Linked DNA regions of Homo sapiens: region 2 is linked to region 1. A link is a loop called in an ENCODE intact Hi-C map of the cell type or tissue named here. Cell type or tissue: PC-9. All regions are shown on one strand. Links, peaks and the distances in the headings refer to the core of each region. The heading gives the core; the rest is flanking DNA.

Region 1 (5,790 bases), core at 236-5,235:
AGTCCAAATTCCTATCTAATATAGAATCTCCTCAGTCATATAATCCACCAATTTCAACTTCTATCACTGATACTTCTGTGGCTGATAAGTTTACCAGCTGACAGCCTCTACAAGGCAATCTGAAAGATTTTTGTGCATCTAAGACATGTAAATGAAAAGAGAAACATCCAATCAGTTGGTCACCTGAATTCTTGCTTTGACTAGCAATAGGCTGCTCAGATACTGTCCAATATACAAATATTTGGAATCCTAACTACAGAATTTCAGGAGGCATGACTGACTGAATCTGTCACTATGTTATTGATAATATGTAACTTGAACAAACATATCAAAAAGAGGGAATACAGTATTTAAGAGGGAAATATATATGCTGGCTCTGCTTCCTGCAACTGGGAAAACTTAGATAAGTCACTAATCCCTGTAAGCTCCAGTCACACATGGGACTAACAATTGTGTGTTACTCTTAGAGCTATGGTGAGGAATAAATGAGATAATGCACACAAAACATTGAGCAAAGCATGTAATACCCAGTAAAGTGTCTATTTTTGGTCTGCTCAAAGAGAGTTATTCCACCTTGATTTTTAGTATTCAGAATACTAGAGAAAACAGCAACAATAACTTTGATATTTTCTTTCATGCTATCCCAATTATTATGTGGGGTTCTTTCATTTGAGTTCAAGATATTGAACCTAAATGTACGGTATAAAGTCTCCTTCTGTCTATACTGTTTTGGTGCTAGCATCGGGACTGAGAAATAGAACTCCCCATCAGCCCCAGATCTCCCCAAGTCATTAGGAACAGAGGAAAATAGGAGTGATGCCTTTTACATTGTCCCATTCCCACATTTTATACATGTCACTGGTGTATTGGCACTTAAGTTGGGGTGTTGTTGGAAATAGTGGTGATAAGGATAATAGTAATAACATATATTTAGTGTGAACCATGTGGTCAAGACCCATTCTAAGAGCCATTCTAACAGTACAGCTGTTATGAAAACCAGCATGGAGGTCTCTCAAACAATTAAATATAGAATTACCATATGACCTAGAAATCCCATTTCTGGGTGTTTATTCAGAAGAAATGAAATCAGTATGTTGAAGAGACATCTGCAATTCTATGTTTAATGCACCATTATTCAAAGTAGCCAAGATATGTAATCAACCCAAGTGTGCATCGACAGGTGAATGGATAAAGAAAATGTCATATATACACAATGGAATACTCTTCAGTCTATAAACAGAAGAAAATCCTGTCATTTGCAACAATATGGATTAACCCAGAGGAAATTATGCTTAGTGAAATGAGCCAGGCACAGAAAGACAAATACTACACGATCTCACTTGTATGTGGAATCTAAAAAAATTCAAACTTGTAGAAGCAGAGAGTAGAATAGTGGTTACCAGGGGCTGGGGGCAGGATGGGGAATGGGAAGAGATTGGTTAAATGGTAGAAAGTTTCAGTTAGACAGGAGGAATACATTCTGCAGATCTATTGTACAACAAGGTCACTATAGTTAAGTTTTTGTATACTTGACAGTCACTAAGAGCAGATTGTAAATGTTCTCATCACAGAAAATGATAAGGATGTGAGGTAATTGATTTGTTAATGAGCTTGATATAGTCATTCTACAACGTATATGTTTACTAAAGGATCACATTGTACACTCTAAATATGTACAATTTTTGTGTCAATTGTACCCAATAAAACTGGGGAGAAAAAAAGAAAAAAGAGTCTTACATCGATGATCTTATTTAATACTTTTCCAAGCCCTATGAGTAAGTATTGTTATTCATATCTCTATTTGGTGATGAAGAAGAGTTAATCACACACCTAATGAATGGTCTGGGTGGGATTAGAATACTTGTCCTTCTCACTTCAAAACTCATGCTTTTAACCACCGCATTAGAGACGTAAGGCAAGACAGAGAAGGAAAATGATGATGACGATGATAATGATAATCATGCCAACGGACATTTATTGAGCTGTTACTACAAGCCAGACATTATACTGCTTTGCATATATTTTGTCATCTAATTTCTACAACACTCCTGTGTGATAGTTTCTATTAGTATCACCATTTTACTTAGGAGCAAACCAACTTAAAGACACGAAATAACTTTCTCAAGTCTACATGGCTAGCAAGTGACAGAGCTAGGATTTGAATCAAGGTTCTTTGTGGATTAGCTATTTTTCTTAATAGTATAAATGATTTAATGGTAGAAACAGGACAGTAGATATTGGTTAGCAGGTTGGGGCAGGTATTTACACTTATTCTATGCCTAGATAAAATGTTTGTGGATCTAGGTCCTGATGATCCTTCTCTGCATGAGAGCAAGGAATCTGTACATTCAAACCCAGCAGAGAGGCCTTGCAGAGCCTGGGGAAATGGCCTTGCCGATGCACAGTCTGCAGAGGCTGCACATTTTAACGAGCAATGGGCCTTCCAGATTCCTTGTCTTTCCTGTTCTCCTGGCCTAAGCTGAGCGAGGAGTCCTGTGAGGTGAATCATACTTTCAGTGAAGGGTGAGACGATGGCCACTTGCCAAACAGTTTTCCAGCCTTTTCTTCAATTATCAAGGTTAGAGTTCTTAACTTTCACCCTTTGGAGGAAGTGCCTCAGCCACATGTGTCCAGCAAAACACAGCTTTTGACACTAGCCAGAAGTAAACAACAATTACCTCTCACTTGTCAAAACAGTCTCTTTTAGGGGAGAGAAAGTAATGAAATGGACAAGATTTTTTAGTCTGTGTCAGAACAGTCAAGGCCAGAGACACAGCATAACAACTCAAGGGGGGAATCAAGAGGTGTCCTTCCCCCACTTCCTCAATATACACAAGATCAGACAATGCACACGGGCTGCATGTATTGTATTATTGCCATGGAGGCATGCAACAAATGACTAGCATCCATATAGTGAGATAGATCAAAGAGCCCTCTCAGGGGTTGAATATATATATATATAGACTTTCAAACAACAGCAGAATTAAAGCCCAAGGCTTCACTTTTCTTTCAAAGAATTTACTTCCAATTAAAAAACAAAACCAAAATGAAAGAACTTTTGAACTATACCAGGACCTGGAGAGGACTTTGAAAAAGCTAAGACTTTCTACATATTTGCTCTCTCCTCTTCCCATTTTTTCTCCACTCAAGATGGAGTATTAGCGGCCTACTTACATGGCATGGTTCTAGTTCAGGATGTCTGTGCTTCTCCTTGGGCAATTATGACTATTACAGCTGCTCTCCTGCCCCCACCCACGACTAGCTTCCACTCAATTTTTACCTCCAGAAGGCTTTTTCTAAGTTAGTGATTGTGTTGTTGTTCACTAGCTCTCAATGCTTCAGTGACCTCTACTTCAGACAAGAAAAAGTCCTGATTTCTTAGCCTACTGTTTGGTACCATTGCCAACCGGTTCCTGCGTTCGTTACCAGAGTCTTGGCCTGTCTCTCCCTCCTTATTCTTTCTTCTCCATCTCAGCCACAAGAGTCTGGTTGCTGCTCTCCTTACTCATCATCGTCCTTCCTGTCTCTCTCTACTTGACCAATTTCCTTTGGACTAACTCCTCTTGACTTATTTTCTATTTGGTAAACTCCTACTCATTCTTCAAGGCCCAGGTTAAACAATGCCCCTGTGGAACTCCTCCTCTGATTCTCCAAGGTGTTATACTTTTCTCATGAGTTTGTAATGAATTATTTAAATGTGATCCCAATGTGACTGGGAGCATCATAAGGTCAAAAGTTGTATTTTTCTCACCGTGAGCAATCACTATCAACTGGCAATGAATGAAACAATTTTATGTTAATACTTGTTGAGTAAATTGAATGGCGTTCTCTATCTACTGTAAATGTATTCTGGAGAGGGCATTGGACTAGGAGTCAGTAGTCTTGAATTTTGAGTTACTCACTTGCTGTATGATCTGCGGCAAGCCCCGGCTTTCTCACCTGAAAAACAGGGATAATAGTACCCTCTTCTGAAAATCAGAGGAAAAATAGATGTGAAGTTATCTGAGACATAAAGCAATATTCTAGTGCAAATGATCTGCTTTCAGTAAAGCAGATCATTGTATAAAGCACTTGCTCTGGTCACAATATGAGCAGGAAGAAGATTGAAATAAATGGTCATCTCAGGCATTTTGATTATTACATAAAACGTGCTAATAGTTTAATCAAGACAGCACTAAGTAGGTAGGGATCAGACATTTCTCAGATATACTAACATAGACTTCAGGGCTTATGCTCAAATATCTCGTCAGAGAGTCGTTTAGTGAACACCCAATCTAAAGCAGACACATATTTTGTATCTTAACATTATTTTGCTTTTTTTTGTTGTTTGTGTGTGTTTACTGTTTGTATCTGTCACTACAATGTCAGCCTTATTAGAATAGGAACATTGTCTTGTTCACAGCTGTTTCCTAGTGCTTGGAACAGTGTGAGACATAGTAGGCACTCAGTCAATATTCCTTAAATAAATGAATTGTCATTCTCTGAGGACAAGTGACAGTATTGTTAAATTTCACACACAATCACGATTCTCAAGATAATTCAAATGGGATAATGTACATTAAAGTACTTTATAAACCATGAAGTTGTAATAACAGATTCATAATTGTGGCCCATTGAAAAATCCTGGTCTGATTGTTCTCATGCCGTCTTAACAACCCAAGAAAAATGAGAAAGACTGAGTTAGTTGTCTGTTTAGTGTTTGCTCATGTGTTCTCATTTCTTTGGAATTAGAGAAAGACTTTAGAACTAGTTTAAATGCTTTGACAAATTCAGTATGATTGCCTTTGGTTAGCACAGAGCGGTAATTAAGTCTGCAATTATATGTTCAGATTTTCATATTTTTCTTGTATGTGCATTTTGACAGTAATTGAACAAGGCAGTATTTGCAATATCCATTCTGAAACTGTTTCACAATATTTCATTATATGCCAAATTAATTTGTTAAACTCAAGTAGCAAATGAAAACTTCAGCATTGATCCAATTAATCCAACTGTGGGACCTTACTGCTAATATGCCCTAGCAGGGAAAACGGAGGGAGATGTTGGGTAAAATGTCTAGAAAGATTAGGGATATAGTTGGGGAATGGAGGAGAGCCTGATAGTAAGCTTTATTTTTTATTCTTCTAAGTTACTCTTTTTTCCCATTAAACATCATTTGCTTCCTTGAGAATCAGCACAGTGGGAAGTTGAATAAACATTGATGAGGTATGCATCTGATTTTTGAAAAGACCTGGGGAAATTTAATTTTCCCTTTTGGTCTCTCTTGTGTGTGAGTGAGAGTGACTTACTCTCTCTCTCTCTCTCTCTCTCTCTGTGTGTGTGTGTGTGTGTGTGTGTGTGTGTGTGTGTAGTTTAGAATGAAGTGAAACGGCCCAAAGCAGAATGGCATTTTGATTGTCTATGGCTCTTTTATTTGTCAAGTATACCAGTATGCCTTACAAAAAGTAAGTGAATTAGAATCCCTTTCACTGTGATAAAAACTTGAGATGAGAGGTATGGAAATTCTCAGTGGAATATAAAATCCCTTTGCATGTATGTGCTCTCTCTCTCTCGTGAGCTGATGATAGGAAAAGAAACCTGCTCTCTGTTGGGTGAACAGCTCCTTTATAAAGTTGGGCCTGTCTGCCAGCTTCCGTCATTATAGATTTATTTATTCGTTTAAGCATTTAGTCATTCAACAAATAGTTACTGAGTATCTATAGTGAGCCTAGGACTGTGATAAGTACTGAGGATACTACGAAGAGCAAAATCAAATCCAGTTTTCATCTCAAAGAGGTTAAAATCTAGTGG
Region 2 (5,790 bases), core at 587-5,586, 57 kb before region 1:
CATCCAGAGATTGCTGAATTATCACTTCCTTTTGTACTATGAAATGGTCTATTCTCCAAAGTAGAAAAATATTAAAAATTTTGCTTTATTATTTTCATCCATTATTTTGAAATAGATACTTAAAAAATAAAGCCAGTGCTCAATGTGATGTTATGGCCAAATCAATGTGGGTCTCAATTTTTTTTTTTTTTTTGAGACACAGTCTCGCTCTATCACTCAGGCTGGAGTGCAGTGGCATAAACATGACTCACTGTAGTCCCAACCTCCAGGGCTCAAGCAGTCCTCCTACCTCAGTCTCTTGAGTAGCTGGGACCCCAGGCATGCGCTACCATGCCCAGCTAATATTTTTATGTTTTGTAGAGACAGGGTCTCGCCATGTTGCAAAGGCTGTTCTTGAACTCCTGGGCTCAAGCAATCCTCCTACCTCAGCCTCCTGAAGTGCTGGGATTACAGGCATGAGCCACCATGCCTAGCCAAGGAACTTAAATTCTTATTTGGTAAGGAAGCAAGTTAATCTTTTCAGATTGAAGAATCCATGCGTTTCCTTGAGTTTGGGCATCAGGTGGTCTTATGAAAATACTGAACAATTCAATATTCCCATGAGTCTAGACAGTGTCCATTCTATCTTACTGTATTCATGGGTTTTAATTAATGTCAGTGGGGGGCATAGGCAAACTCTGGGGGCCAGAGTTTTCCTCGGGATGGGACATAAAATGGAGTATATGTGAGACAGATAATCTGACAAACTGATTCTAGATATTATCTGGACTAATAGACAAAGGTAAGTTTGAAAAGAAATAGGATGAGGAGAATTTGCCCCCAAATACTAAGATGCATTTTAGATTTGTAACAATTTAGTAAGACTGGTACTAATACAAGTATAAATTGACATATTGATGAAATTCCTAAAATTCTTTATTATTGTAGTAGATGATTGTTGGTTATCTGCCATGTTTCAGGCATGTTCTAGGCTCAGAGAATATTTATAATGCTGAACAAGACAGTCAAGGTCCCAAGGTTCCTCTTGTTGAGCCTACATATTAGTGGGAGAGATAAACAATAAATAAATAAATAAGCAAACACATACATAAATAATAAGGAAATGTTAGATTGTAATAAATGCTATGAAGATAATAAAATTCATGAAAGAACAGAGAACACTTGAGTATCTAAGGGATATTTCTCATTTGGGTGATCAGAAAAGACCTCTCACAGAAGTGGATTTTAGAACAGACACCAGAATGAGACAAAGGAACCATCCAATAATCTGGGGGAGGACCAGACCAGAAAGAAGGAACAAACTCTGGTGAAAGCACTGGGGCTAGAAATAGCTTAGTTTTTAAGAATAAGAAAAAGCCAGTGAGCTCTAAATGTAGGGAGAAAGGAGGTAAAGTTGGAAAGATAAGCAGAGAATATGTAGGAATTTGGAGGTCTGGTAAGTGCAATTCATACTCCCTTCGTAATCCTAGTACATAATTCATATGTAGTACATATAAGAATATCATGCATATTAAAGAATGCATCATCTCAAGCCAATGAGGAGCTGATGGGCTATTCAAAAAGTGGTGTTGGATGCATTTGTTGTTTGTGCAAAAACATAATATTCTTACATCAAACCATACAACAAAATAAATTACAAGTGGATTTACAAACTTAACATAAAAACCCAAACCATAAAATACTAGAAGGAAACATGGAAAAATATGTATATGAGTTTAGTGTAGGAAAGAATTTTCTAAACATGAAATCAGTATAAGAAATCACAAAAGAAAACAGTTAGAAAAATGTCTTCAATAAATGTGGCAATGCATATAAAGCTAATCAATGAGGCCAGAAAAGCACTGAGGCTACAATTAATGAAATAACAAAAGACATAAATGGGTAATTCACATAAGAATAAATGCAAAAACCTTCTGAACTTATGAAAAAAAATTCAGCCTTACTAGAAATAAAATATAGTTTATTGAAAACAAAGAAAGTGATGTGACTTATGCCTGTTATGATGGCAAAGAAAAAAAATGATGATATTCAATTCTACCGAGAGTGTGGTGGTATGGACATGTTCAGATAGTTTTCATGTAAATTACACTCTTTTAACCATTAACCTTTACTTTTTGGGAATGTATATCAAAAGTATTAAAATTAAAATTCACCTTGTGTAGAGTAATTGAACATGTAAGAGCCTTTCTAACGTGAGTAATCAGAGATGTGAATAAAGATTTGAATGCAAGGACATTTACCAGAGCCTGGTTTATAAAAGTAAAACATGAGTAATAACCTAATGCTCAACAGTAAGGGAAGGATGATGCAAAAATACAGTTATGCACCCATTGAAAATTAAGGTTAGGCACACAGAGAATTTTAAACTGTTTGTGCAGTAGGTATTTTGTGCAAAAAAATTGCTACATTTTATTTATATAGCCAGCCACTAGCTTTCTCTTTCTCCCTCTTTCTGGAAGAAAATACAACAAACAGTTGAGGTGGTAATAAACTAGAGGTAAGATTATAGATACTTATTTTCTTATTTATCTTCTCTAGTTTCTGAATGCTTTACTACTAACATATATCACTCCTATAATCAGGAGAAAATGACGATTTTTTTTTTTTTTACCAATAAAAAGCATACCCTAAAACACAGTGTGTGGATTTTAAACAGTCATTGCAGGGCTTCACTTCCTTTCTGAACCTGGCTGCTGCTGGTGCTGCCTTCCAAGGGAGGATGGGAAGGGATCATCATCACTATTTTTGAGAGAATCCAGGCGTCTCAGATTGGGCAAAGGCATGAGTGTAATTGTGAGCAAGGGTAAATGCTTCAGGAGAGCATGAGGTAGGACTGACCTGCCAAGTCAGTTCATTTTTGACACATGTGCACCCTCTCTCAATTATCTTAATGCCACCTTATTGTACTACTTAAAATTCTAAGAGTTAAAAATTAATTTGGGACAATAGTCTTCTACATATAGATGTGAGTATGAATATAAGAACAATAATCTCTGGGTGGATTACAGGTCTATTCATTCATTCATACTTAAGTACGATTTGGGACAAAAGCAGTCAGATTGATTACACTTGAGGGAATAGGAGTTTTCTTTATGGGAAAGGAAAGGTAGGGCTTTTGGCATATGGCGTTCTTTGCTGAGTAGGAGCCTGCAGGGAGATGTGCTGCTCAGGAGGAATTAGGGCAACGTGAACAGTCTGGATGGTTTCCAGTCTCTAAGCTTTGGTGTCCTTACTTGTATCATAAGAAAAATATCTATGTATAGGATAAATATACTATAGCATAAATAAGATAGTGCCTAGAATATCTGAGCATACCATAAATGGTAGAAATGGAAATGATGATGTTGATGACAGTGATGTTCGTTAGGGGAGTAGTTCTAAACGAATGAAACAGTATTAAACATCAGTGGGGCTGCTGGAAGGGAAATGGAATTTTCCTCTTGCTTCATCTGGCAGCATGAGGCTTCTTGTACCTAAATCCTAGTAAGCAGGCAAAAATGATCAATTAAGAAATTTCTACTCCCTCTTTCTAAGTGGTGGCTGCCAGAATGGCAGAAATGAAATTTTCCTTCTTACTCATTTGCTATCATACTTCAAAGTAAGTTACTCAGAGGTACCCCAGTGGCCTGAAAAAAGTTATCTTCAAAGCTTGTTTTCAGCCTGGGAGTAGCTGAGTCATCCAGGGAAAATCTGAGTCAAATACCAGTGAATCAAGGAAATAGAAATGATATTTTACAGTTTGGTTGCAGCTGAATAAGGAGGACATGATTGGGCTGTTTGTAAAGTTTGCTTGGTGTACCTTATTATAATGTAATGGAAGCCCACAAGGAATAGCTAATAAAATTGAGTATGAAGTATTATGCTTTCTCAAAGTGCGATAGAAAAGCCAAATTTTACTATTTATGCTCCTATGTAAACATCATTAGGACTAGGTTCTCTATTGCCCCCAAAGATATATTTTAGTATCTCCTGCAAAGTTAGAGCTGAATTTTATGACTCTGTTTTCATGGGTATATGCCCTGTCAGCAGATGTTAACTGAAGATGCATGAAGAGGAGAAAGTCAATTCGACATCGGCATCTTTCTAATGCTTGCTGATGTATAAAACATCCCAGCCACCCGGGCCCGAAGGCTAGAAGTAAACTGCTTTGCCACAAAGGATAACGTAAGTCTCTGCATTCTCCAAGCTCGAGGACTGTTTTTACAGAAATATCACACACCAAATAGGATACTTTTTCACACTTTTTTCCCAACTCCATGGCATCTGGGAGTGGCCAAGTTTAGCCAGCCACGAATTGGTGATAATGAATGGTGATAAGGCTTGATCTATATGTTTTCCAGATGTTCCCTGGCTTGATGCTGTATCTTCATTTCATTGGCCACAATTACCCAGTTGTGGGTAATAATTCAGCAGTCATTCACAACATTAGTCTGATAGCAGGCCAGATAGACTCTTGGCATATTTGGCCTTTACAATAACCAATTAGTTTCACTGAATTGTGTGTGTGCGTGTGTGTATATTTTATATTTAGTTCCTCCCCTGTCTCTTTCTTTGTCATATTTCCTTTCCTTGGAATTAGGGATAACAAGAATTGTTGAGAAACACTGGATAATGGGTCTAAAGGTCATAGTTATAATCCTGGCTTTATAACCATCTATATATTTGAACTCAAACAAGTTATGTAAGTTCTCTGGGCCTGAGATTTCTCATCAGTACTATTAGGAGGTTGGATTTAATAATCTCAAACTTTCCTTTTCTAAAATCTAGCGAGTCTGACCTACCTCATGCTCAGAGATGTCGGATATATGGGGACTTCTGTGGGGTGGAAGAGAAGCATGAGTCTATGCCCATAGGAGCTTATGTTCTTATTGAGGGAATAAGGGAATAAATAACAAAATGAGCTGGTATGTGATTAAAACAAGCTGACAGCTAATAAGTTAGCAGCAGTTATAAAACTATGTGTTAGGTACTGAGAAGGGCACTTAAGCAATGTTATTAATTTTTCTTTTTTAGGGTTGGGATCTCACTGTATTGCCCAGGCTGGTTGTGAACTCCTGATCTCAGGCGATCCACCTGCCTCAGCCTCCCAAATTGCTAGGATTACATGTGTGAGCCACTGCACCTGGCCTTTATGTTATTAATGAATATTGAGTTGTTAGGGAAGGACAGGTTATTGTGAACTGCACTGATGGGAGAAGTTTTATGCAGAAATTAGGACTTATATAAGTAGAGATAATGGGTGTGGAAATGCAAAGTACAGCAATAAAGGGCATTTCTGGCAGGGGAATTCGTGGGAGGAAAGGGGAGGACACAGGGTGAGCACTGTCAATTTGGCTTCTGTCTGCCCTTCTGTCCCCTGCATTTTTTCAATATGACTTTTTCTTATAAGAAATCTGCTTTTGTGGATCAACTCTCAGTTTTCTTTCACTTGCTTCACAGTTCTAAGAAAGGGTTATTAAGAGCCTGGAACAATAGACTCGAAATCTCTGGATGATCCAGGGATTTCTCTAGGTTTCAAGAGCACGGATTTATGGCATGATCTACAGCAGTGATTCATGGACTCACAGTCTTTCATCTGTGATGATACCAAAGAGGAGGGGTCCACACATGTGGTGTACTCTGTTCTCATGGGTGTGCCAAGGCTTTTCGGTATCTCTGGCCCCCAGGCTGACACCCCACCCCATTCTGTCCCACTGAAGAAAGTATACTAGAATGCAAATAAGCAGGGGAGACATTGTTATAGTCATTACTTTTGCTCACTCTATTAAAAAAAGGTCCCTTTGCAGACTT

Evidence for each region. Hi-C counts contacts between places; a loop is a spot of excess contacts. Peaks named below come from ENCODE experiments on the same cell type or tissue, not always from the same donor. Only the 100,000 strongest peaks of a DNase experiment are listed, where the experiment ranks them.
Region 2: a loop joins it to region 1, with 2.0 times the contacts of the local background. A loop is called at or near these places in 1 of 110 quality-filtered maps.

What each region holds. Positions count from the first base shown.
Region 1 is chr5:145,528,250-145,534,039 of GRCh38, reverse strand. It overlaps a transcript of PRELID2 not described here. Among named protein-coding and RNA genes, the nearest start is that of PRELID2, 300 kb to the left of the region's middle. In PC-9, for the core only: no CTCF peak of the experiment used is centred there; a DNase peak (open chromatin) is centred at 2,539; H3K27ac peaks cover 2,143 bases.
Region 2 is chr5:145,585,699-145,591,488 of GRCh38, reverse strand. It overlaps a transcript of PRELID2 not described here. Among named protein-coding and RNA genes, the nearest start is that of PRELID2, 250 kb to the left of the region's middle. RefSeq lists an enhancer at 3,141-4,340. In PC-9, for the core only: no CTCF peak of the experiment used is centred there; a DNase peak (open chromatin) is centred at 3,668; H3K27ac peaks cover 1,384 bases.